Linked DNA regions of Mus musculus: all the other regions are linked to region 3. The links are chromatin loops, found by intact Hi-C in ENCODE. Cell type or tissue: left cerebral cortex. All regions are shown on one strand. Each heading gives the region's core, and the rest is flanking DNA. Links, peaks and the distances in the headings are about the cores only.

Region 1 (7,952 bases), core at 1,071-6,070, 82 kb after region 3:
TGCAGGACTTGTGGCACCTTTCTTCCTGACTACGAACGTTTACCAGAACTTGTCCCCCTTCTCTCATGCTCATGTGGGGTTGGTCCTTGGCTTGTTTTACATTGTTGAATAGTGTCTGTAGCTCTTTGGGGCCCTGCAGCCTCTACCTGTGTTCATCTGCCTCAGCCTGCCAGTGGTCTCTTCCTTCCTGGAGTTGGGGATACACATTTGCTACTATAGTGTACTGCAAGGTGGGCAGGGTGTTGGAGCAGGACAGGTCTGGGCTCACAGGTGAGTGGGCTGATGAGGTGTTGGGAGGGAAGCTGTTACTTGCTAGGCTGGAGTTCAGAACCTTAGATGGCCTGTTTCTTTACCAGTTTGGCTTTGCGGGGTAGATAGGCATTGTGGTAAGTTGCTACCTCCTTAGACTGTTAGGGAAACGAGTGTAGTGCTCTTGGCCTGCCAGGTTGCTAGGATAGAATGCCAAGAATCAGGAGCTCATCCTCTATGGCAGCTTAGGTGGCCAGGGAACAGGTCATGGGTATGGTGACCTCTGATATCACTCTGCCTACAGATGACATGCATACCCTTGTGCTTCTCTGTGCCCAGCTCTTAATGGCATGCTCATATTCAACACCCCTCCCCACCTCAACCATCATCTGTGTGATGTTCTCTTCAAAACTGTCACTTACTTGAGTTGTGAATGGATAGTCTTCATAAGTTTCGGGACACAACCTGGGATAATGGCTTTTAAGCTTTTCTTGCTCTGTGTCCACTCTTGGGGTTTACTGATTTTTCAGAGCAGTCACAGATGTCAGGTAGTAATGTCCTGTCTTACCATCCCCTTCCCCAATCTTCTCTTCCAGGCAACTGTCTGGTGCTGAGTATGTTACTCAGCGGCTATTCCAGCATACCCCTAGTGCTTGTGTATCAACGCTTGTGAACATCTGCTACCCTGTGTCATCCTTCATTTACAGGGCAGCATCTTAGATACAAAAGCCAGCTAGCTAGAAAGCTGCATAGCATGTCTAGTCACCCCTCAGTAATATCTGGGAGAGGGTTGTAAGACTTTCCATTGATCCCAGAATCCTCCGATGCTCAGGTCCTTCCTGTGAGATGGTGCAGTGTTTGCAGGTGACTTGTGTACTTTGTACTGCAGTTTAAGTCTTGAGGTGGTTCAAAACACTGGGTATAGCCCGGCATGGTGTTGCACGCCTTTAATCCCAGCACTTGGGAGGCAGAAGCAGGCGGATTTCTGAGTTCAAGGCCAGCCTCGTCTACAAAGTGAGTTCCAGGACAGCCAGGGCTATACAGAGAAACCCTGTCTTGAAAAACCAAAAAAAAAAAAAAAAAAAAAAAAAACCACTGGGTCTACAGATGTACCGTGCCAGGAGGCAGTGGTTACTGTGGGATGATGTGCAGGCACATATCCAGTTTAGATGCAGCCATTACATGCAGCTCCAAGAGGGAATGCTAGAGTTGGTTACATTTGCTTCAGTTAAACAGTTGTCCTAGGGAACAGTGAAATTCTGTTTCTTTGGTTTTGTGGTGCCCTGCCCTCCCCACCCCTTTTCTTCCCCTCCAGACAGACAGGATTTCCCCTGTGTAGCCCTGGCTGGGCTGGAGCTCATTTTGTAGGCCAGGCTTGTCTTGGACTCAGAGATCTACCAGCTTCTAGAGTGCTGGGATTAAAGATTGTAATTTGATGCCCAACAAAATCTGTGATCTGTGCATTTTCTTTTTTTTTTTTAAATTGGTCTGTGTGTTTCCCAGTATACACATGTCCATGTGCTTGTGTATGTTTTTCCCTGTGCTCAGCACATGTGTAGAGGTCAGAGAAAGCTTTTAGGAGTTAGACTCTTGTACTGTGAGGTCTGTGCATCGAGTGCATGAGCCATCTCAGCAGTGCCTGAAACTTGTAGGTTTTTTTTTTTTTAGGTTTTTCAAGACAGGGTTTCTCCGTATAGCACTACTGGCTGTCCTGGAACTCACTCTGTAGACCAGGCTGGCCTCGAACTCAGAAATCTTTCTGCCTCTGCCTCCCAAGTGCTGGGATTAAAGGCGTGCGCCACCACTGCCCAGCAGGTGCTTTGTTTTATATCTATTGTTGGCTAAACTCTAGTCTGAGAAAGGCAACCAGGTGCATGGCCAGGATTTAGATTTGGGTAGGCAATGGGCAGTAAGGCCTGGATTGAGGTAGGCAGGCCTGTTTGGCCCAAGGTCTATTTCTCTTCTCATCTTCAGGTTTAGACATTAACGTTTAGACATTCTTTTGCAGGGGATGGGATGCTGTTGAGACAGATTTTGTTTATATTTCTGTCTGTCTTGATACTCTGTAGTCCATGCCAGCCTCAAAATGAGATCTGCCTCACCTTTGCACCCTGGAATGCTGGGTGGGATTAAGGGTGTGGCACAGGTCTTGATTTCTGCAGGCATCTGTTTCAGAGGTGGCCTGGAAAGGCGCACAGGTGTTGCTCCATGTCAGCCGAACTAATAGCATTATGTGGCCCAGTTACTCTCTCGTGTCCCTTTCAGTGTTTGTGACCAGTCACGAGAAACGGAGCCCCCTGCGAACCCCCTGTGGTAATGTGTGTGTCAGGGTACACCAGCCTCTTGTATGCACACTTTAGGGCCTGGTATGCTTCCTTGGCTGGCCGAGCAGGCCCACCTCAGGATCCGTTCTCCTTACCCAGGCGAGGGGCAGGGCCCTCCCCGCTCTCCGCATTGGCCCACTGTGCAGAAGGATATGACTTTGTTGTGCTCTGGAAAGCAGCTTTTATGTGGGCAATTTGTTGGAGGCCTGGCTGCTCAGCAGTGCAACACCCCAGCCTTGACCCCGCTTGCCAAATGCTGAGGCTAAAGTCAGCAACCTGGTCTTCAGGAGGCAGAGGCAAGGCCATCAAGAAAGGAGAACTTGCTTGGCTGAAGAATGGGCGGTTGTCTCTAAGACCCCCTAGGTCAGGCAGCTTTCTTCAGGGGATCAGTTCTTCAGCAGTGCTGGAGAGCTTTGGGCCTCCTTCCTTATGTGGTGGAGGCTTGTTGGCAGGGCACTGGGTGAAGACTTAAGAATGTGAACGGCCAGGGAAGGTGATGGCATGTCAAAGCTCTCTGGTGTCCTTCTAGAGTGATGGTGGCAGGGTCCCCACACAGTCAACATGGGTAACTGGGAGCTGACTTGCATCTCGACTCTGCCAAAGATCAGCCTGTTTTTCTTCTGTGTAGATGATGACAATCCTCCAGTGTCCTTCGTGAAGTTCTCTCCAAATGGCAAATACATCCTGGCTGCAACTTTGGACAAGTGAGTGCTTCAGTTCCCTGAGGAGTGAGCTCACAGTCTTCTTCGTTGGTGGGGTTCCTCTCCTGTCTGTTGTGTTGTTTCTTCTCCCAGTTGTCCAGTTGAACTCTTTTATATCTGCATTAAGAGTTCGTTCTTGGGTTGTGGGTTGAGGGGTTGAAGAAAGGACTGTCCACTCTAGCTAGTTTTAGTATGAGAAGGATTTGACACCTAGTTGTTCCTGCCAGTTCCCAGGCTCTGAGCATCTTCACGCAGCATAATCTCACTGCCATACATGATGACCTCCTCTTAGGTGCTCACTTAATCTGGCACACACTGTACAAAGTCTCTAAGGAACCTGGCCAAGTTAGCTCTTGAGAGCTGCCTGAATGGCATTATCCTGGTTAGTTTTTTTTTTTTTTTTTTTTCCATTTTTTATTAGGTATTTCGCTCATTTACATTTGCAATGCTATACCAAAAGTCCCCCATAGACACCCACCCCCTCTCCCCTACCCACTCACTCCCCTTTTATGGCCCTGGCGTTCCCCTGTACTGGGGCATATAAAGTTTGCGTGTCCAATGGGCCTCTCTTTCGAGTGATGGCCGACTAGGCCATCTTTTGATGCATATGCAGCTAGAGTCAAGAGCTCCGGGGTACTGGTTAGTTCATAATGTTGTTCCACCTATAGGGTTGCAGATCCCTTTAGCTTCTTTGGTACTTTCTCTAGCTCCTTCATTGGGGGCCATGTGATCCATCCAATAGCCAACTGTGAGCATCCACTTCTATGTTTGCTAGGCCCAGGCATACTCTGACAAGAGACAGCTATATCAGGGTCCTTTCAGCATAATCTTGCTAGTGTATGCAATGGTGTCAGCATTTGGAAGCTGATTATGGGATGGATCCCCGGATATGCTAGTGTCTACATGGTCCATCCTTTTATCTCAGCTCCAAACTTTGTCTCTGTAACTCCTCTGGTTAGTCTTCCACTCTTCTCCAAGGTCGGCATGAGTCTCTTCCTGTGGCACCTGTACTGGGTGTTTCTGGAGCCAACATGGCTTTCCACATTCTGCTTCTGGCTAACTGCTAGTTTTGGGAAGACAACCAGCAATCTGTTTCTTCAGCCTGTTTCTGAGCTGAGCACTAAGGTCCTTGTGTTTGCTTTTGTGTGTCACGGAGTGGCTGGGCTTGGTGAACTAGAGGATCTTCTTTCCTGACTCACGGTTGTTAGGATACGGTGGCATCAGGGGAGGCAAGGCGTGCCAAAGATGGCCTGCCCCTCACTCCCACTCTCTGTCTTTCAGCACACTGAAGCTCTGGGACTACAGCAAGGGGAAGGTGAGCTTCAGGCATGTGGCCGGTCTGGCCTGCATGCCAGTCCCAGGTAACAGGTTGAGGGGGGTATAGCTAACCCATGAGTTGCAGCAGGAGGGACTTGGGCATCTTCTTCTGATGAGCAAGTATGGTACAACTCCCTTTAAAGATATGTTTTAGGAATGACTAGTCTGCACGTTAAAGTCTGGGCCTTGTGTATGTCTAGAATATTTAGAGAGCATGTTCACACAGTCAGGTGTATGTACCCAGAATTTGGAATGCTCTGGAATGAAAGCTAACCACGGGTGCTAACAATGCACACCTACCTTTTCAGTGCCTGAAGACATACACTGGCCACAAGAATGAGAAGTACTGCATATTTGCCAACTTCTCCGTGACAGGCGGGAAGGTGAGTTTCCACTGAGATGTTGTTATCCTGCTAGCTCTCTAAGAGGCCACCCATCACAGGTGGCTTTTTGTCTTTATGAAGCATCCCTAAGCCTATGGAACAAACCCACACTTGTCGTTTTGAATGAATCTGTGGTGTGTTGCACTTGGATATGGTTGAAGATCTAAGAGCAGGTGGTGACTGGATAGATCCAGTGACTGAGGGTGCCGTGGGAGGCATTTAGCATGTCCCTAAATTGGGGAAATAGGTATTAATTAGAGTAACCGCAGCCAGCTTGCCTGTGCTACCTATTCAGCATATCACCTGATGTCTTTCTTGCCTGTCCTCACTGCCTGCTTGTTCTTTCGATGCTGCAGTGGATTGTGTCTGGTTCTGAAGATAACCTGGTGTATATCTGGAATCTGCAGACCAAGGAGATTGTGCAGAAGTTGCAGGGTCACACAGGTGGGTAGTTATTGCAGATAGGCCACACGGGTGGGTGGAGCCACCCAGGGGAGCCTCTCAGTTCCCCAAGGTGCTTGGTTGTCTCTGGGGTTTAGGGACACACAGCAGGTGTTGCTACTCTGTTTTCCCTGCCATCCCAGCCCTGCAGGCCTGAGAAGGCCTATGATCAGCCTTGGAGGCAGCATCAAGGGCTCTTATCTAGGGTCTTGGACATGGCTGGCTTTTGGGTCTTAAGTCAGACTCAAGCCTCATAGGAATATAGCTTGTTTACTTCACTTTAGAGACTAGGACTCCATGAATATGGAGAGTGTCTAGCCCACATTTCCTGTAGGCTCAGCCTCTTTCAGGGATGCTGGTTTTCTGTTTCCCCTGCAAAACTTAGTCCAGCTATGGAGTTACCTCATTCTAGTTCTTCCCTGTCTACTTTCTGAAGCGGGCCAGGGATGGCAGGGATATCATGTGCTCCTTTGCAACCCTAAGGAGTGGAGAGCTCGTTTTCTGAAAAAGCAGTTGTCTTCAGCTGGGAGTGGCTTGGTCACACTTGCTGTGGAACCTGAGCACCAGGGAGCAAGCAGGGTTAGTGGACTGCATGCCATCTCAGTAATGCCAGTATCCCTGCCCAGATGTATGGTTACCTTGTGCTCAGGTAGAACAACCTCAGGAATAGTAGGGGGCAAGTGGGCATAGTCAGTCCTGAGACCAGTGTAGACAGGTGTGCAGACCCTGCTGGGTACCCACCAAGTGCCTTGTGCCCAGCAGAGCAAGGCTAAGATGCCTGTTACTATTCTGGCATTCTGAGCACTCCCCTGAACCCTGCGGTGCTCCCTGTGCTCCTGAGGGCAGTGAGGCATGTGCTGGGACTGCTTGTCCTAGAGTGGCTCCCTGACTACTCTCCTTTCAGATGTTGTGATTTCCACGGCTTGTCACCCGACAGAGAACATCATTGCCTCAGCAGCGTTAGAGAACGACAAAACAATCAAACTGTGGAAGAGTGACTGCTAAGTCCTGGCTCCATGGGAGACTTAAGGAAGCCACCCGGATTGGCAAGAAACACATGTGGGGCAGAGGCATGGGGCCAGGCTGGGTTGACAGGCCTGGTGCACCTCCTATCTGAAGATGTCGGCTCAGGGGAGTGCACACTACCGAGTCTTGATAGCCACTGTGATATTTCTTGCCAATTCTGTCTCTGCCTGGGGAAGTTCCTGGTCTGTTCTGTGCTCAGAGGCAACAAATTTTTAATTTTTTTATTACAAGAGTGAGTTCAGCTCCTCATGGGTTGTTTTTCTCTGTGGTTGTTGTTTTGGTATTGTATTGCCCAGTGCACACTGGAACAGGACCTACAGCCCTACTCCCATTCCCTGCCTCCTGCCCTGGCCTGCTTGTTCAATTTTCCTGCCTGTAATAGTACCCAGCGTGCTTCCATGAGTTTCTGGAAACACAGAAAGGTTGTAAGTTGTATCCGTGTCAAGTCCCTTTGTTCTTTTGGAGTTCATAGGTCAACACTGACCTCTCAGTGGTTGAAATGTCTCCTTGTCTCACTGGTATCACTCAGTAAGCTACACACACTGTAATAAAAGGTGGGTATGGACTGGGTGTGGCCCTGAGTTCTGACCAGGCTCTTTGACACCTGGCTTTATAAAGCCCTCCTCCCTTCCTGGCAGGAGTTGGAAAGGTCTCTGGGAGGATGGATCCTTGTTGTGCCTCTTCTTCCCAGTGGCTGCTGTGGGTGCTGAGTGTTGGAGAGGAAGAACCTCAGATGAGAAAGAGTGGAAGGAAGTCTTGGAAAGGCACCATGTAGTGAGGTTCTGGACCTCTTTATTCTGTGAGAGGCTCAGGGTCACCTGTGCAGGAGGGAGGAGTTCAATATGGTGCTTGCCCCAGCAGGTACAGCTTCCTGCCTTGGCCTCTAAACCCACCAAACCTCTCTTATGTCCTTGGCCCCCGCCCCAGGTCACCGCCTCAGGTGACCAGGACTGGAAAGAGGTAGTGGCCAAGCTCAGGACTACACAGCATTTTCACAACTGCTGCTGGCTGAACCCAGGGTGACCTACTGTGGAGCAGACTGCAGAGGTTCTGGGAGTACAGATGGGTGGCGGAGGCTGCTGGGCACAGACATGGGTGGAAAGGAGATTCTGGGTTTGCTCTGGTTGCAGCAGCAACCATCTGTGAGGCCAACACTGATGTGTATTGAAGCCACATCACCCAGGGCAGTAGCTGCTCTACTCTGCCTTTGCCAAGGCTTGTCCCCAGCTGTGGTCCTGACAGCCCTTTCTCCCTCCATCGTGCATAATAAGAATCCAAAGGTATTGGAAAAGAAACCCCATACATTGTCACTTCCTTGAGGGAGATGGTGTGTAAATGGGCTATCACATCGAAGAAGCCATTGTTAAAGAGGGTGGCTTGTCACACTGACATGGGCTCTGGGGCCCCTGGCGTCTGTTGGATAGATGAACCTGGGTTCTGGTCAATGTTGTGGGCATGTTGCTGGGGTTTCTGGAGGGTAGTAAGGTCCTTCCAGCTGTGGCCTGGTGTGC
Region 2 (7,952 bases), core at 1,783-6,782, 65 kb after region 3:
TGATGAAGTCGCTTGGCTGATAGGAGAGCCTTGAGGGAGTGTGGAGAGGAACTTTCTAGAATTGCTAGGGGGCTAAGGAGATAGACCAGCAGTTAGGAACACATGCTGCTCTTATAGAAGAACTGGTTCAATTCCCAGCACCCACAGTTCAGGTTGGAAACAACATGCAACTCCAGTTCTAGGGGATCCATTATCTTCTTCTGATCCATGGCTCTTGCAGACATGTGGTGCATATAAACTCAAGGAGGTACACACACAGACGCGTAGAAATAATAAATAAGTCTTCAAAAAAAAATTGCTCCCTGGCCGGGCTTGGTGGCGCACGCTTTTGATCCCAGCACTCGGGAGGCAGAGGCAGGCGGATTTCTGAGTTCGAGGCCAGCCTGGTCTACAAAGTGAGCTCCAGGACAGCCAGGGCTATACAGAGAAACCCTGTCTCGAAAAACCAAAAAAAAAAAAAAAAAAAAAAAAAAAAAAATTGCTCCCTGAAGCAGTTAACCAATTCATCCCTGGTCAAAATTTAGTTATTGTGAATTAGCATTCTCTAATGTTTCCCCTTTTCTGTGGTCTCTATTCTCTATCAACAAAGCAGAGATGCTGCTGTTGATAGTGATAGTGATGCTGATGGTGGTGATGATGATGGAGGCAGGGTTTCATGTAGCCCCAAATTGATCCTTGTCTTAGTTTTGAGTTTTATTGCTGTGAAGAGATACCATGACCACAGTAACTCTTGTAAAGGAAACATTTTGGGGGCGGGGGGGTGAGTGGGGTCGAGACAGGGTTTCTCTATAGCCCTGGCTGTCCTGGAACTCACTCTGTAGACCAGGCTGGCCTCAAACTCAGAAATCTGCCTGCCTCTGCCTCCCAAGTTGCCACACCCACTCCACTGGAGTGGGTGTGGCAAGCCCAAAGGCTTGGACACAGTCCTGAGGCAAAAAGTTTCACAGAAACTTTTCTCCTGGAACCTTGGCATCCCGTAGCATGAATGCTCCTTGCAATAGTCGGCGTTATATTATAGGTAGTGCTACTCATTCAGATGTAACGCCTCCAGTGTTGAGAGGCAGTGAAAGAAGTCAGACATTGCAGTTTACTAGGTAAGAGCTAGAAATCTCAGGGCCAGTTCAACAAAGTAAACTTAGAGAATAACAGCCGAGTCACTTCCATGTGCAGGAATTTACAATGGCCTAGGAAGAAGGAAGGTTGTGGTCTAAGAAGGAACTAGAGTAAATACTTAGAACAACAGCTGAGTCACTCCCATACACAGGAATCTACAGTGGCCCAGGGGAAAGGTGGATTATACAATAGACTAGAATTGGAACTATGGCAAGGGCATAAAACCCTTGCCTCTGGCTTCTAAGAATAAACTGACCTTAGGTGGGGCTGCTTTTGACCCCAGTTGTAAACACTGAATTATATCCCAGTTATAAACACTGCCTGGTTCCTCTTAGCTTTTATGTATGCATTTCTCTGTTTTGTGCAGTCTTTTTTTTTTTTTTTTTTTTTTTTTTCTGAGACCGGATTTCTCTGTGTAGCCCTGGTTGTCCTGGAACTCACTCTAGTAGACCAGTAGACCAGCCCAGCTGCATTGGGTAACCTCAGTGTACCTTTGATGACCTTAATGTATCGCCTAACTTCCTTGTTTTCTTCTGTAATATAAGTCTGGTGCTCACTTTGAGAAATTACATTTAGATACAGCACTCTCTGTCAGTGTCTGTCACTTTTCGCCGACTCCTAGCTCACCTGAATACTGGGACCTTGATTCTCCTGAGGGTTGAGGGGCTGACTGAATCCAATCATCCCCCCCCCCCCCGGCACCAAGTGCTGGGAAAAGGCATGTGCTACCACCACACAGCAAAGGAAAACTTTTAACTGAGGCTGGCTTACACGTTCAGAGGTTTAGGTCATTATTGTCATGACAGCATCATGGCAGCATGTAGGCTGACTTAATACTGGCAAAGGACCTGAGAGTTCTGCATCTTGATACTTAGGCAACAGGTCTTGCCGTAACTGTGAGCCACTGAGCCTGGCTTGAGCATTTGAAACCTCAAGGCCCACTTCCTAAGTGACATACTTCCTCCAACAAAGCCAAACCTGATAGTGCCACGCCCTGTGGACTTGTCATTTTTATTCAAACCACCACAGTCCAGAACTCTCTGGGTAGTCAAGGATGACCTTGAATATACCAGCTTGAGGGCTGGGAGACACATAAGCACAATACTCCCACTTTGTGTGACACTGGGACTTGAACACAGAGTTTTGTGGATGCTAGGCTAGCATTCTACCACCTGGGTTATGTCCCCATCTTATCATAGGGTGCTTTCTTTCTTTTTTTTTTTTCTTGGTTTTTTGAGACAGGGTTTCTCTGTATAGCCCTGGCTGTCCTGGAACTCACTTTGTAGACCAGGCTGGCCTCGAACTCAGAAATCCGCCTGCCTCTGCTTCCCGAGTGCTGGGATTAAAGGCGTGCGCCACTACGCCCGGCCCTACATAACTGTGTTTTTAAAGATATCAAAATTCTTACTACAGATCCAGTGTGAGTAAAAGTTGGAAATCTGGGGCTTCTGGGTCAGGACCCCTTATCCTTTGAGCCTTCCATGCTGGTCTTGAAGTTCTAATATTTCTGCCTCTAACTATCTAATACTTGTGCTGTTGCACTTGGTTTATGAGTGTTGGGGATTGGCTCCAGGGCTTCTTGCATGCTATGCATACACTTTACCTGGATTTTCAGCAATTCCTTTGGCTGGAATTTTGAAAAGGCCACATCTTAGGTAGAGCCGGGATGAGGATGGAGGTGGACAGGTTTGAATGTTATCTGAGAGGTGGGTGGCAGAGGATTAGGTTTGGTTTCCAGTCCGGTTAGCTAGGCAGATACGGAGATGTTATTCTTACCATCCCATGCTCCACTCCATCCAGGGCTCCTGGCATAGGTCTGTTAGACACACAGATTCGTCTGAACTGTTTCTGTGCCTTTAGCAGGAGATTCCAGGCCAATGTCAGTCTTCTCACACTCTTGTAGCTATGGCAACCACACACTCTCCATTCTCAAGCTTCAGTTGCTTAGTCCCTCCCTCTGCACAGGTTCCCCACGCGTTATATTTGATATTCCCAGACTGGAAGATGAGGCTGCACAGGTCATAGCCACCTCCAAGAGTCTAAGACCATGTGAGTTAGACAGTGAAGTGAGAGGTGCAGACCTGGCTCCAGGTTCTCCTTCTGTCCCTGTGTCCTCCTCTCTGGGTGTTTTCCCCGTTAGTGACAGGAGTAGAGGTGGTCCAACAGGAAAGAGGGCTGTCAAAACTTTGCTAACTGCAGGCCGGCCAGCCTGCTAGGGGCTGTCTTGTGAAAATGAGATAAAGCCTTTAAAATGGAGCTCCAGAGCCACACAGGAGCCAGATTGTAGTGGATGCTGTGGCTGCCTGGAATGTGAACTGCCTGAGCCTACATTCAGGTGCAACTGCATCGTTCCAGATGCATGCATAGCTGGAGGACTTGGAGCCCCTGTGTTAGGGACACTTGCCTTTCCTGTCCACATTCTTTCTTGTTTGTCTTCTAAGTCAGGTAGCTCCTCTCTTGTCAGCGTGCAGGCTTCCTTCTCTACAGTAGTGCCCTGCCTTCCCTGGACACTACTGTAGATCTCTCCCTGCAGCGGTAGCTCCTAAGACCTTTTTCGGAGTGTGTCTGTGTGGGGTGGTGGTGGTGGTACAGCGTAGCCTCCTTATGGCCCTGTAGAAGAGAGGCAAGTATGTTCAATTTGAGCTGTGGTTTGCAGCGGCAGGAAGCCCCCCGCCTTGCGGTAGGCTGGGGAGGCCGCAGGAGCTCCGGACTTCCGGACCTCGTGGACATCCACCAGTGGCACCAAGAGGTTTCCCAACAGTCCTGGGCAGGCACGGGCCAGCACAGGCAAATTGTAACTGTTAGCTTGGCTACACAGCCTAGAATAACAGGAGAGGCACCTAAGCACGTTCTCACCCATCTTTAATTCTAGAGTGCTCCAGTCTGCAGTTACCGAACACCAGTAGCGGTCAAATAGGAAGCGAGAACCACAGACGGCCCCTTTAAGGCGCTCCGCCTCCTCTAGTTTTTCTGACCCTCGTCGCCGCCCGTTGTCCCGCCCCTCGCGCACGCGCAATCCCTCCCGCCTCCCGCGCCGCTGCCGCCTAGTCCAGCAGATCGTCTGCTCTCGCGCGTAGGGCTAGCCGACGCGACGCCAGAGCGCCCGGCCCCGCCGCCGCGGCCCCGGCAGGTAAGCGAGAAACCCGGTCCCGCGGGCGCGAGGCGAGCGGCGGCCACGAGGGCCCTCGGGCTCCGGGCTCCACAGCGCCGCACGTGTTCCGAGGGCCTCGGGCCGGGCCGGACGCCGCATTTGCGGCCGCGCCCCGACCCCGCCGCCCCTTGTGGCCGCCACGGCCCGCTACTTCCACTGCGGCCCCTGCTACGCCCCTAGACCCTTAGTCCTGCGAGCTTCTCGAGACTCACACCTCAGACTGGCGTCACTGGGAGTGGAATTCTCTGTCTCATCGGGGACACCCAGCCAGCGTCGCGCAGGTTTCCTTGGCCACTTGGCGCCTCTCGTGCTGCGGGCACAACCCTCATTTGTGTCCTAGCGCAAGTTTCTACCTGACTAGGGCTGACCGGTCAAGGGTTTCTGAACATTGTCCGGGACAGCCGGGCAGTTGAGCGCACAGTGGTGTGAAGCCAAGGCTACTAGTACCTAGGTATCTAGGAGCCCAGAGAGGATGGGTTGGAGTTCTTTGTTGGGTTACCTACTGCACTCACCTGAGTGACTGAACCATTCTGTCTTCCCATACTTGTGTACTAGGGTGGAAACCAGGAGTCTACATTTGACTGGAGGGAGACTGATGGCTGCTGCCCTTCCATAGTCAGGCTCACTCTAGTGTAAAGCCCCGGCTGCGGCTGCCGGTTACCTACCTCCTTTGTGGGCAGTGGAGGCCAGCTCCAAACCACCTGCTGAGGATCCTGCTTAACCCAGCTTCCTCCCAGACCTGCCCTCCCCAAGTCCTGCTTTCCTGAGTGCTCTGTCTTGGACTCTACCCTGTGGAATTGGAAAGTGGTGGTCTCCTTTGAGCCGGTTTCAGGTTGATGCTAGCCTCACATTTAACTGCTTTGAATTCCTGAGCCTCCTGAATGCTGTGAGGCAGATTGGCTAATGTTGATATTCTTTCTTTCTTTCTTTCTTTCTTTCTTTCTTTCTTCCCCGTTTTTGTTTTTGTTTTTTGGTTGGTTGTTTGGGGCCCACATCCTTAGAGCTCTTCATCCTTAGAGCTGGAATTAAAGTGGGTGGTGCTACAACTAGTGTCTTCAGATGTTAATATTTGTCTTCCTGAAAGACCCAGCTTATTAACGATGTGATGGGCAGGGCTGGGTGGTGGTGTGCTTGTTGGCAAGGTCATCCACCTGCTGTTAGGTGAATCTCTTTATATGCTAAAAGAAGCTTAGTTCCTAGAGACTTCCCACACTGGAGATAGATCTGCCCTACACTGTTGGCCTTTCATTTCACTGGAGTAGGGAGATGAGATGCTGGTTGAAAGAGACTTTCTAGCCCTTTTCATTACTTAAGTCTCAGCTCCTGTTGCTACCTGTATGGTCCACAAAAGTGGTTGCTATGGGAACTCATGGCCATAGTTGCATTAAGAATAAGCACCAGGTCAGGCCTGGTAGTTGATTTATGCCTGTTACACCAACCATACCAAGCTTGAGACTGGTTTTTTAATACCAGTGCATAGCAAGACCCTGTCTCCAAAAAGCTAAAAGCACCAAGCAGCTGGTATTTCCTGGGCACAAGAGCTTTGTTTGTGGAGAGGCCCCTGGGACCTACCCTAGTCTGATCCTTGCACCTGGGCTTGAGCTACAGCGGATTTGACCTTGATGGAGATGGCTGCAGGTAAAACAGCTTGGCTGCACCTGTGTGGTGCATGGTGTTCCTGTTCTTTCCTCTAGGATTGAAGACTTTGAGGCATTGTTCTCTTTTGGTGTCCTTTCATCTTAGTCTTATGTGGGGGTCCATGTGAGGTTTCAGGTTTAACCTCAAAGCCAGACTTTACATTATGATTGCTCCTTACATTGATGGCTGAGGAATGTCTCAGTAGCTCTCCGTTAGAGGAGTACTAGCTCATTTCCCAGTCAGGTGGTGTGCTTTTCTGGATGCGTGCAGGTGATGGGCCCTCCTGTAAACTGCAGTAAACTGTTGCAGTTGCATACATGTTCAGGCTGAGTCTGTCCAGCTGACTGGAATAACTACTTTCCCTCAGACCTGCAGCTTATCTGCTGTTGTTTGTGCTGCTCCCCCAGAGGTTTCTTTCACATGGGGGCAGTGACTACTCTGTTTTATTCTTGGAGCGCTTTCGGTAGTACTTTGTGCACTGAGTCCCTGTGCTCTGTAAGCTCTAGGTATTGTTAAAGGCATGTTGCAGTTTATGAGGTCACAGGGAGCCACTGAGGAGGTGAGGCCACTGTGTTTCGTCAAATTATTTGGGTGTATTTTAGAATTTGGGTAAGTTCACAGACTTGTGCACAGAAAGTCTACCTCCTGTTACTTGGCCTGTTGTTTCTGTTAGAAAGCCTTTTAAATACTGTGTCAAGGGCTCTTTGAAGCAAACTCACATCCCTGTATACACCTGTCTGCTACAGTGGGAAGCCTAGGCCATCACACAGAGTGTCTGAAGCGTCAGCCCTGGGATAGGGTGACAGTTATCCCCAGCTTGGGACAGTTGATTTGTTGGAGGGTTCAATGTGGTGGTCGTGTTTCTCCTTTTTATTCTTTTATTTATTTATTTATTTATTTATTTATTATATGTAAGTACACCGTAGCTGTCTTCAGACGCACCAGAAGAGGGTATCAGATCTCATTACGGGTGGTTGTGAGCCACCATATGGTTGCTGGGATTTGAACTTCGGACCTTTGGAAGAGCAGTCAGGTGCTCTTACCCACTGAGCCATCTCACCAGCCCCCCTTTTTATTCTTTTTCTTGGGAATCTTTCTATTTTTATGTTTTAAAGATTTATTTTACATTTATAAGTACAGTATAGTTGTCTTCAGATACCAGGAGAGAACATCAGATCACATTACAGATGCGGTTGCTGGGAATTGAACTCAGGACCTCTGGTAGAACAGTCAGTGCTCTTATCCACTGAGCCATCTCTCCAGCCCCAGAATCATTGTTTGTTTGTTTGTTTATTTATTTATTTTGTTTTTGTTTTTTTTTTTCGAGACAGTGTTTCTCTGTGTAGCTCTGACTGTCCTGGAACTCACTATGTAGATCAGGCTGGCCTGGAACTCAGAAGTCTGCCTGCCTCTGCCTCCCAAGTGCTGGGATTAAAGGCGTGCGCCACCACATCAGGGCAAATTTTATTTAACTTTTGTTTTCCCTCTCTGCATGTAAGTCTGTGTGCCATGTGCATGCAGTCCCTACAGAGGCCAGAAGAGGATGCCAGATCCTCTGAGCTGGACTCACAGATAGTTGTAAGCTCACAAGTGGGAATCAAACTTAGGTCTTCTGGAACTGCATTTGGCGAGCTTAGCTACTGAACTATTTCTCCAACAACCTTTGTTAAAGAGAGGATTTGTTTATAGGCCCCTTACTATAGAGTTCAGCTGACAGCCTCTTCCATTGTGACTCCCCCTTCACGGTGTCCTGCCCTGTGGGCTTCAGAGCCATGGCCACAGAGGAGAAGAAGCCAGAGACAGAGGCTGCAAGAGCACAGCCCACTCCTTCCTCATCAGCCACACAGAGCAAGGTATGTCCCACAGGCTGGAGAGATTCTCAGGGACATTATTTTATTAATCTAGGCTTCTCTGCCCAGTGAGGTATGCTGCCAGTATTTCTGAGCACACAACAGTGGTCACACAGAGCAGTCAGGTGCCACACCAGGGAGTCCCAGACCTAAGATGGAGGTGAGGGTATTTATCAAAAAGTACAGTTTGTTTTGAGGCA
Region 3 (7,787 bases), core at 2,788-7,787:
TCCAAGTTCATTAGTTTCTGTCAAGTCTTTCAGTTCAACTGAAATGCTGCAAGCAAGCTTCATGTGTATCTGGAATTCCCACTACCTGCTCACACATTATCCTAACCCAAGGCCGTCTGTCTGAATCAGACACTGCACATTAACTTGGAGATAGACCACAGATGTGCTAGGACTGTGAGCACTTGGGCCTCTGTCTTCAGGCGAATAGCAGATATGGGTAGCACACAGCATGATGCTCCATGTAGGACACTGGGAAGCCACTACACTGCTTACACTGCAGAGGATGCCATCTGTGCTAGGAGGCCAGGCCAATGCCAAAAGACCTAGTCTGATGAGAAGGGTTAGTGTCAGCAAGAGTGCCAAAGTAGCCTGACCCACTCTGGATGGGACGGACATTCCCTAGAGCCCAGTGACCCTCCTCTCATTCCTTCTTCACGGTGCCTAAGCCACACTACGGCCAACTTGTAGTGAGCAGTATAGGGCTCTTTATATGTTCTAACACATTTCTACTTGGCCCACTACATTTGGAGGCCTATCCCACAATTAACCTGTCAGTCAACCGCAGCAAGGGACGGGTGGTGTGGACATAGTGAGACCTCAGGAGAGGCATGACCTCACTTAGGATGGCAGGCAGTCTAAACGAGGACTGCAAAGGACTCCCCGTACCCCAGCACCATGACAGGACAGCAGCTGCTCAAGTGCTTTGTGTGTTCTGTGAAAGGGCTTTGTATGTTTGTGTGTACCACACACACTCACACACACACTCACAGCACTTCTACCGAGAGCTATTAAGAGGTGAAGTGTAAGGACCTCGCCATGTGCCCTTACAAAGAGGCATTGCAGCAAAGAGCACCACACAGACACAATCTTCTTTCCCTTTTTATTATGAAAACAAAACAAACACCCTAGGAGAAAGGTTCATGATTACCAGAGACACCAGAGTACTTCCTACCGTTTTTTTTTTTTTTTTACTCTGTGGTGTTGAGGCCGGCATTGCAAAAAACAAGCTAAACTACTTACAATGGACTCATTTTCAGTAACTGACATTTACAGGAATATACTAGAAACGGCACTAAAAAGTTTAAGAAAAGTTACGGTAAACTTGCATGCACATCATACAGAAAAGAAACGTTTTAAATATATATATATATAGATATATATATAAAAAAGGAAAGCCTCTGGAAGTGTTATGCCAGGAGCAGGGACAGTGATGAACAGGACAAAGCTTTAACAGTGGCTTGCATTTCCCAAGTGACTGTAAAGCCATGACAGCTGCAGAAGGACGAAACCCAGAAAACCACACAAGAAAATGTCTCCAGTCTGTAAGCAAGCTGAGCTACCTAGCCTGTGGAGGTCTGAACCCCAAGGACTCTGCCAAGTGGCCACCCCAGTCCTGCATGTGACCTCTAGGAAGCCTGTAGACAGCTGCCCTCCACCTCTGCACAGGACAGTCTAAGTCCCCGTACATAACTCACAGAAGGGGATGGCAGTTATCCTGCAGCCTGGCATTGTGGGGACCGGGGTCCTCCAAAACTCTGAAGACAAAACAATTTAAGTCTGGACAAAAAGAAAAAAAAAAAAAGTTAAAAGCACCAATGACCAAGGCTGCTTACTAGGGACCACAGCCACAGGAATGCCAGACCTCCACCCTATGCCCAGCTCTGTACCACCACCCTGCTGCGGGGACATCACCTCAGAGCCAGACTCTGCTTGCCTAGCAGCTCACAGGGGCACTCACTCTACACATGCCCAGGCAATGTGCCCTGCCTAGGCACACTGACCAAGCTGTCATGGTAGGCCACCACTGAGACCCCACGTGAAGGAAGGCCTGTCAGTTTACTCTTGTTTATTTCTTACAGTCACAGCTTAAATATTCTATTAAAGATCTGTTTAAAAAATACCTTTGAAAAACAAGGGTAACCTTAAAAAAATGGAACCTTAAAATCCACTTATATCTTTATTATAAACAAAACTGGCTTACAAGTTTAACTGGCTGATAACTCACCAGGCGTCTAGACATGCCAGCCAGCCAGCCAGCCACTTCCCGAGCTTGACACCCACTGCCTGTGCACATCGAGGGCTGGTGGGATCGACTTTAGAAACTTTAAATATCTCCCATGTATGGATGGTGAGGATGAGTCCTTGGCTCTGCCTAGAAGCAATGGAAGAAACCGCAAGAACCACCCCCAGCCCAAGTAAAACCACACAACACAAGGCCCTGCACTTGGCGCTCTCGCTCTCGGGTGGGGGTCAGGAGAACCAGTCTCTTCTGGGGCTAACTGGAAATTCTCGAACAGGGACCCGTGTCAAAAGTAGAAAGGTCAAGGAGAGCCTCTGCACACTGCAGTGCTTCCAGGCCTGGGAGACTGGCCAGTGCGCTCCTGGCTGAGGCCACAATGCTCAGAGATACTCCAAGGCTGACCCTGCATTCCAAAACCATTCGGCAGCCTCAAAAACAACAAACCCAACAGGACCTTCTGTTAGACTCTGTATATTATTACTTTTTACAATAGAAAATTAAGTGTCAAGACCTAGGCCTGATATACATGACTTTTCTCTCGGCTTACATACAAAGCTTGTGTTGAAGAACCGAGGTTCCTCCGTTGACGTCTTTTAAAAGACCAGAAGTTAGTAAGAACAAACTGAATAGATACTATAAAATGAAGATGTGCTACAGCTGAAGGGCGTCTACGCTTGCAAAGTCCCCACATTTCATTAAAAAAAAAAAAAAAAACCAAACAAACAAACAGCCAATGAGCTCAGAGAAGCCAGCCGTGATGAGCACCAGGACCAGAGGCGCCCCGCCACGGGCCTGTCTCTGTTGCAGAGGACAGCATCCTCTCCATGTTCTTCTCAATGCACTTATTTATGGGTTTTTCTCTTCTTTTTTTTCTTTTTCATTTTTTAAAAAATGACCAATGATGTTAATAAATAAAGTATTTATATATACATAAACCTGGGGTGGTGGTTCAGAGCGTTAGGCGGTGGCAGCCAGGCAGCACTAGCAAAGTGGGGACTCTGGGCTGGACTTCTGTAGAAAATGGATGAACTTACAAAAAAGGTTTGTTTTTGTTTTGTTTTTTTTGTTTTGTTTTTTTTTTTAATCTTTTTTTGTTTGTTTGTTTTTATTCCCTTAAGTTGAGGTAAAAGTTTCGGTGTCCCGAAATCTGCACGCTGCACACACAGCCAAAGGACCAGGGAACTCAGTACCCCTCTTCCTCCACACCCAACCCAGAGGTGTGAGGCTCTGGTCTGCAGCTACCAGGACCCTCCACTAGGGCCCAGGCTGGTTCCCATGGGCTGACACATCTGTCTTCAGCCCCTGCGGAGAGAAGTAACCTGCTGGTTAGTGTTCTAACAGCTTTCAAACACAGAACCCATTCCAGAGAAACACCCTTGCAAAGCTTCCTTCAAGTTACTAAGGGAGAGGCTGGTCCTGAGGAAGGATTGGGCAGATCCAGCCACGCCTCCAGCCCACCGTGTCTATGGCCATCAGGTTAGCATCCCAGGAGCAGTCTCCAAACAACTAAATGGAGCTGCAAAGGCATTTCCCCCTCGCAGAGCTCGGCCCTCTCATGGGGTCTGGTGCACGTGCGAGGCTCTCCGCCCTACTGGAGCACAGCTGGAAGAGATCATAACACTGAAGTAAAAGAAAACCTGCACACCATGGAACGAAAGTATATTAACCATAGGAGGGGACACTGCGTTGGCGTGCACCACGTCCATCTGTCCAGCTCTGTCCCAGTCCGAGTTCACTCTGAGTCACTGCTGTCGGAGCTCGATCCACTGGAGCTACTGCTCGCAGACTCAGAGGAGCTGCTACTGCTGAGCCTTGATGGGCCTCCTGAGGGAGCTGAGCCGGACTTCTCTGCAAGGACACAGGAGGGGAGACCCTTGCTGAGCAGTGTGCCACACTGTCACAGGTCACCTGTCTGGCCACAAGGCTGCACTAAGACACTTGTCTAGGTAGGATCCCCACTGAGTCTCAGACTCTGACCAGTGCCTATACATCTGCTCTTCTAGAGCATCTCTGAAGCCAAAGCAAAAGGAAGGGACAAAAATACCTACTCACCCAAATCTAAGGCCTAGCAAACCCTATGCAGAAGCTCTGGACTGCAGACAGTGCTTGCTCACTGTACCAATTTAACATGGTGGGTTAGAAAGCCAGAAACCCACCGCTTTCTACAGCTGGGGACCGATGTTTAGGGGTGAGCAGGCGCTCGGCATCAAGACCAACCCCAAGGAGATCTTTCCAAGAGCCCAACTGCATAGACCTTTAGAAGCTCTCTCTCTCTCTCTCTCTCTCTCTCTCTCTCTCTCTCTCTCTCACACACACACACACACACACACACACACACACACACACACACACACACACCCCTACCTGTAACCACCCTAGCGCCCAAAGATGCCCCCACTCTTAAAGGCTAGGAGGTGTTAGGAGGTTGACGTGTTCTCCTGCTCACAATGAAAGGCCTCAATGGTTACCTTTCTTAGTGGGTTTTTTGCTGTTCAGTTGTCCACTGACATCCTGCAGCCGCTTCTCCAGCTCCTTTTTCTTCTCCTGAGCTAGCTCCTCTTTCGATTTGGCTGCCTGCTTCTTCCCGCTTGTTGCTGTGGAGTAAGTGAGCAGTGAGACATAAGTCCCAGTCCCACACACCTGTGCACGCACCGCCGCCACCGGCCTAGCTGCAGGATCAGTGTATCTCTGACACGGGAGCCGGAGCAGGAAATGGCAGGGTGACCTGGAACCACCACTGCCACACCACATCTACTGAGTGCTCCCACATATCCTCATCTCTCTGCCTCCCTGGCTCCGGAGCCTGGGCTACGACCTGTCATCTGTTCCTATGGGAAGGGCACAGACCCTGTCTCAGTCCTCCCACAGTACAGCTCCTCCTCCTGCCTGAGCCACAGAGCCTGCCACGGTCTAGGAAAGAGTCCAGCTTTCACTCCCTGGCCCCTGGATCACCCTCCTCCTCAAGCTTGTTGTTCCAGAGTGATAAAGGACCAAACACACCTCACTCAACAGCCACATGTAGGTTGGCATGAGCCTAGATAGTGAGGGGCTGCCTTGGGACTTCTCTTCCTCCCAGCTTCTAGCACCTGCAAACCCAGGCAGTGACTGGTCCCTGTCTGCTGAAACCATCAAACTCAGGATGCACTTTAGGTCAGGGTCCATCCTGTGGAGATTCTGTACACACGTCATCAGTGAAGGGAATGGGACTCTTCCCTACAGCCAAAGCCCCAGAAGGAGCCTTAGGAAGGGGTATGAGAAGGGCCCTACCTGGACGTGAATGAATAGGCTGAGCCAACCCCACATCCTATTTCTCACGACAGGCCAGTTGGGGCCCAATACGAATCTTCCCTATCAGAGAACAGGGAAGAGGATGTGGCAGCACGAATGCACTTGCTGAGCACAGACGTCCTTGGGGCCTGTGGTAGGCAGGCAGGCAGGCTTAAACAGCAAGGCAGCTGTGGGCCCAGTGCCTGCTCTCAGGGGCTGCAGAGGCTACCAGAACCATGCTCTCCCAGACAACTTACACAATGGTTTCCTCTGCTTTTTTTGTAAACAAGACTTGACATATCTCTCCAGTTCCCGCAGCGTGGTTGGCTTCAGGGTCTCAAAGTCAATCTCAATCTCGTCTGGGTTTGAGTCCCGAAGCGAGGGCTCCCGAGACTGAATGATGTGCACCACACGCCCTAGCTTCTCGCCGGGCAGCCGGTTGATGTCAAGGCTAAGTTGTCGCTTTTCATCATAGCTCATGGGCAGGCCCTCCTCCTCTTCCTCTGAGTCATAGGACGCAGATGCCTGCTTGCCGCCCTTCTTGAGCTGTCTGAGGCAGAAGACAGAGCCATGTGGCGTTGAGTCTCAGTTACCTATCCCACCACCTAGCCCCTTTCTCCTTCACTAAAGACCCTTCTCTTCCCTAGAGGTTAACTAAGGTTCCTCAGGAACAAGAGCTGGGCAAACTGAGGGTGTCTAGTTTGCCTGCCAGAGATAGGCAAGACCCTATTTCGGGGAATAGCTGCTTCCTGGCCCAGGGTTCAGTCAGGAACTACCTACCACCTCTCAAACCTAACAAGTCAAAACCAGATCGCCACATTCATACTATTTAAAATTTGGAAAGGAAAAGAAAAGGCCAGGGACAGAGATCGTGATGGCATGGTCGATGCAGTCCGAATGCGTCAGTCACTGAGTGTGAGTGGCTGACAGAAAGGGAAGAGATGGTCACATGAGAAACAAGGCCTTCAGTGACAAAGTTACCAAGCTGGTAAAACACACCATGCAAACTCAACAGGCAAGATGGTAGTAAAACCTTGTCTCTGAGATGGCGGGGAAAGCCAAACATGGCTATATTGTATTTTTACAAAGAAGGCTACAGGGTTGGGAGACAGCTTGGTAGATGAGGGGTTGTAAACCCTAGTTCAATCCCCAGTATATACATACTGCAAAGGGAGAGTCCTCTCTTGTAGACTGTCCTCTGACTTCCACGTATACACTGTGGTATGCACACACACACGATTTTCTAATTATTTATTGAGACAGGTTCTCAATATATAGCCCTGGCTGGCCTGAAATGCACTCTGTAGACCAGGCTGGCCCGGACCTCACAGAGATCGTCTCTGACTCCTCAGTGCTTGGATGAACAATGTGTGGCACTGTGCCTACTCAGCACCACAAGTAATTTTAAAGAGTTTAAAAGGGGGGGGGGGGGGCTGAAGAGATGGCTCAGTGGCCAAGAGCTCTGTTCTTACAGAAGACCTGGATCTCAGCGCCCACACAGCAGCTTACAACTACCCATAACTCCAGTTCCAGGGAGCTGATATCCTTTGTTGGCTTCTGAGGGGGACACATATTCATGGTATACAGTTATGCATGCAGGCAATACATAAAATAAAAATAAATACTTTTAAAAGCAGGTCCAGACATGGTGGTGCACACCTTGACTCCAGCACCCAGGAAGCAGAGACAAGCAGATCTGTGTTAGAGGCCATCCTGCGAGCAGTGAGCTCCAGGACAGAGAAACCCTGTCCCAAACAAAACAAAACAAAAGACTAAAAGTGACAAGAGGTGTCTCAAAAAACCAAAACCAAAACCAAAAACCAAAACTGACAATAGGGAAGGCTTCCTGTCAAGGACTGTTCTCTAGAAGAGACTAGATACTGACAAAGAGTCTCGACCATATGTCAACTGCCCATGAAGACACCTCAGACCTGCAGAGAGATGTATACATTAAAGCCAGGCCACAGAATGTAGAGTGGAGGAGTCTCCCAACATACTCAATGCCAGAAAATAGAAAAGAGGTAAATAGTCTTCTCAAAAACTGTCCCTAATTACTCTGAAATATTATACAGTACCATTCTGGGGATCAGCATTATACAGATTCCAAATCCAGACAAAGATAGTATGAAAAAAATCCTGATTTTTTTTTTTTCCGAGGCAGGGTTTTTTCTGTGTAGCCCTGGCTGTCCTGGAACTCACTTTGTAGACCAGGCTGGCCTCGAACTCAGAAATCCGCCTGCCTCTGCCTCCCAAGTGCTGGGATTAAAGGCATGCGGATTTAATCCTGATTTCTATATCCTTTCCAAGGGAGAGAACAAGGAGAGGGGAAGGCAGGTGGGAACAGAGCCCTCCCTGCATGGCTCCAGGGCTGCACACACTGTTCTCCTGAACCTAGGCACTCAAGCCTTCCCAGCCCGTTCCCAAGCAGCCCTCTAAGCCATCAGCCTCACTGCTGCCACCTCCTGCAGCGCCACCAATCCAAAGCAGTGTCCTTGCTTGC

The links. Peaks named below come from ENCODE experiments on the same cell type or tissue, not always from the same donor. Only the 100,000 strongest peaks of a DNase experiment are listed, where the experiment ranks them.
Region 1: it touches region 3 in a loop (2.8-fold over the local background); 3 of 42 quality-filtered maps call a loop at or near these places.
Region 2: it touches region 3 in a loop (2.7-fold over the local background); 9 of 42 quality-filtered maps call a loop at or near these places.

The regions. Positions count from the first base shown.
Region 1 is chr2:27,528,438-27,536,389 of GRCm38, forward strand. Wdr5 (WD repeat domain 5) reads left to right here. Exons shown (of 14, transcript NM_080848.2): 10 at 3,202-3,277; 11 at 4,556-4,589; 12 at 4,900-4,974; 13 at 5,331-5,418; 14 at 6,320-7,952. The coding sequence ends at 6,420. Among named protein-coding and RNA genes, the nearest start is that of Gm25541, 7.5 kb to the right of the region's middle. In left cerebral cortex, for the core only: no CTCF peak of the experiment used is centred there; no DNase peak of the experiment used is centred there.
Region 2 is chr2:27,511,038-27,518,989 of GRCm38, forward strand. It overlaps Wdr5 (WD repeat domain 5), which reads left to right and starts at 4,110. Exons shown (of 14, transcript NM_080848.2): 1 at 4,110-4,243; 2 at 7,592-7,755. The coding sequence starts at 7,675. In left cerebral cortex, for the core only: CTCF peaks have their summits at 3,807 and 4,447; DNase peaks (open chromatin) are centred at 3,064, 3,863 and 4,078; H3K4me3 peaks cover 2,181 bases; H3K27ac peaks cover 1,651 bases.
Region 3 is chr2:27,444,713-27,452,499 of GRCm38, forward strand. Brd3 (bromodomain containing 3) reads right to left here. Exons shown (of 12, transcript NM_001113573.1): 10 at 5,545-5,837; 11 at 4,489-4,614; 12 at 869-3,868. The coding sequence ends at 3,753. It overlaps Mir7578 (microRNA 7578), which reads right to left and starts at 5,918; the gene lies at 5,837-5,918. In left cerebral cortex, for the core only: a CTCF peak has its summit at 3,265; a DNase peak (open chromatin) is centred at 5,766.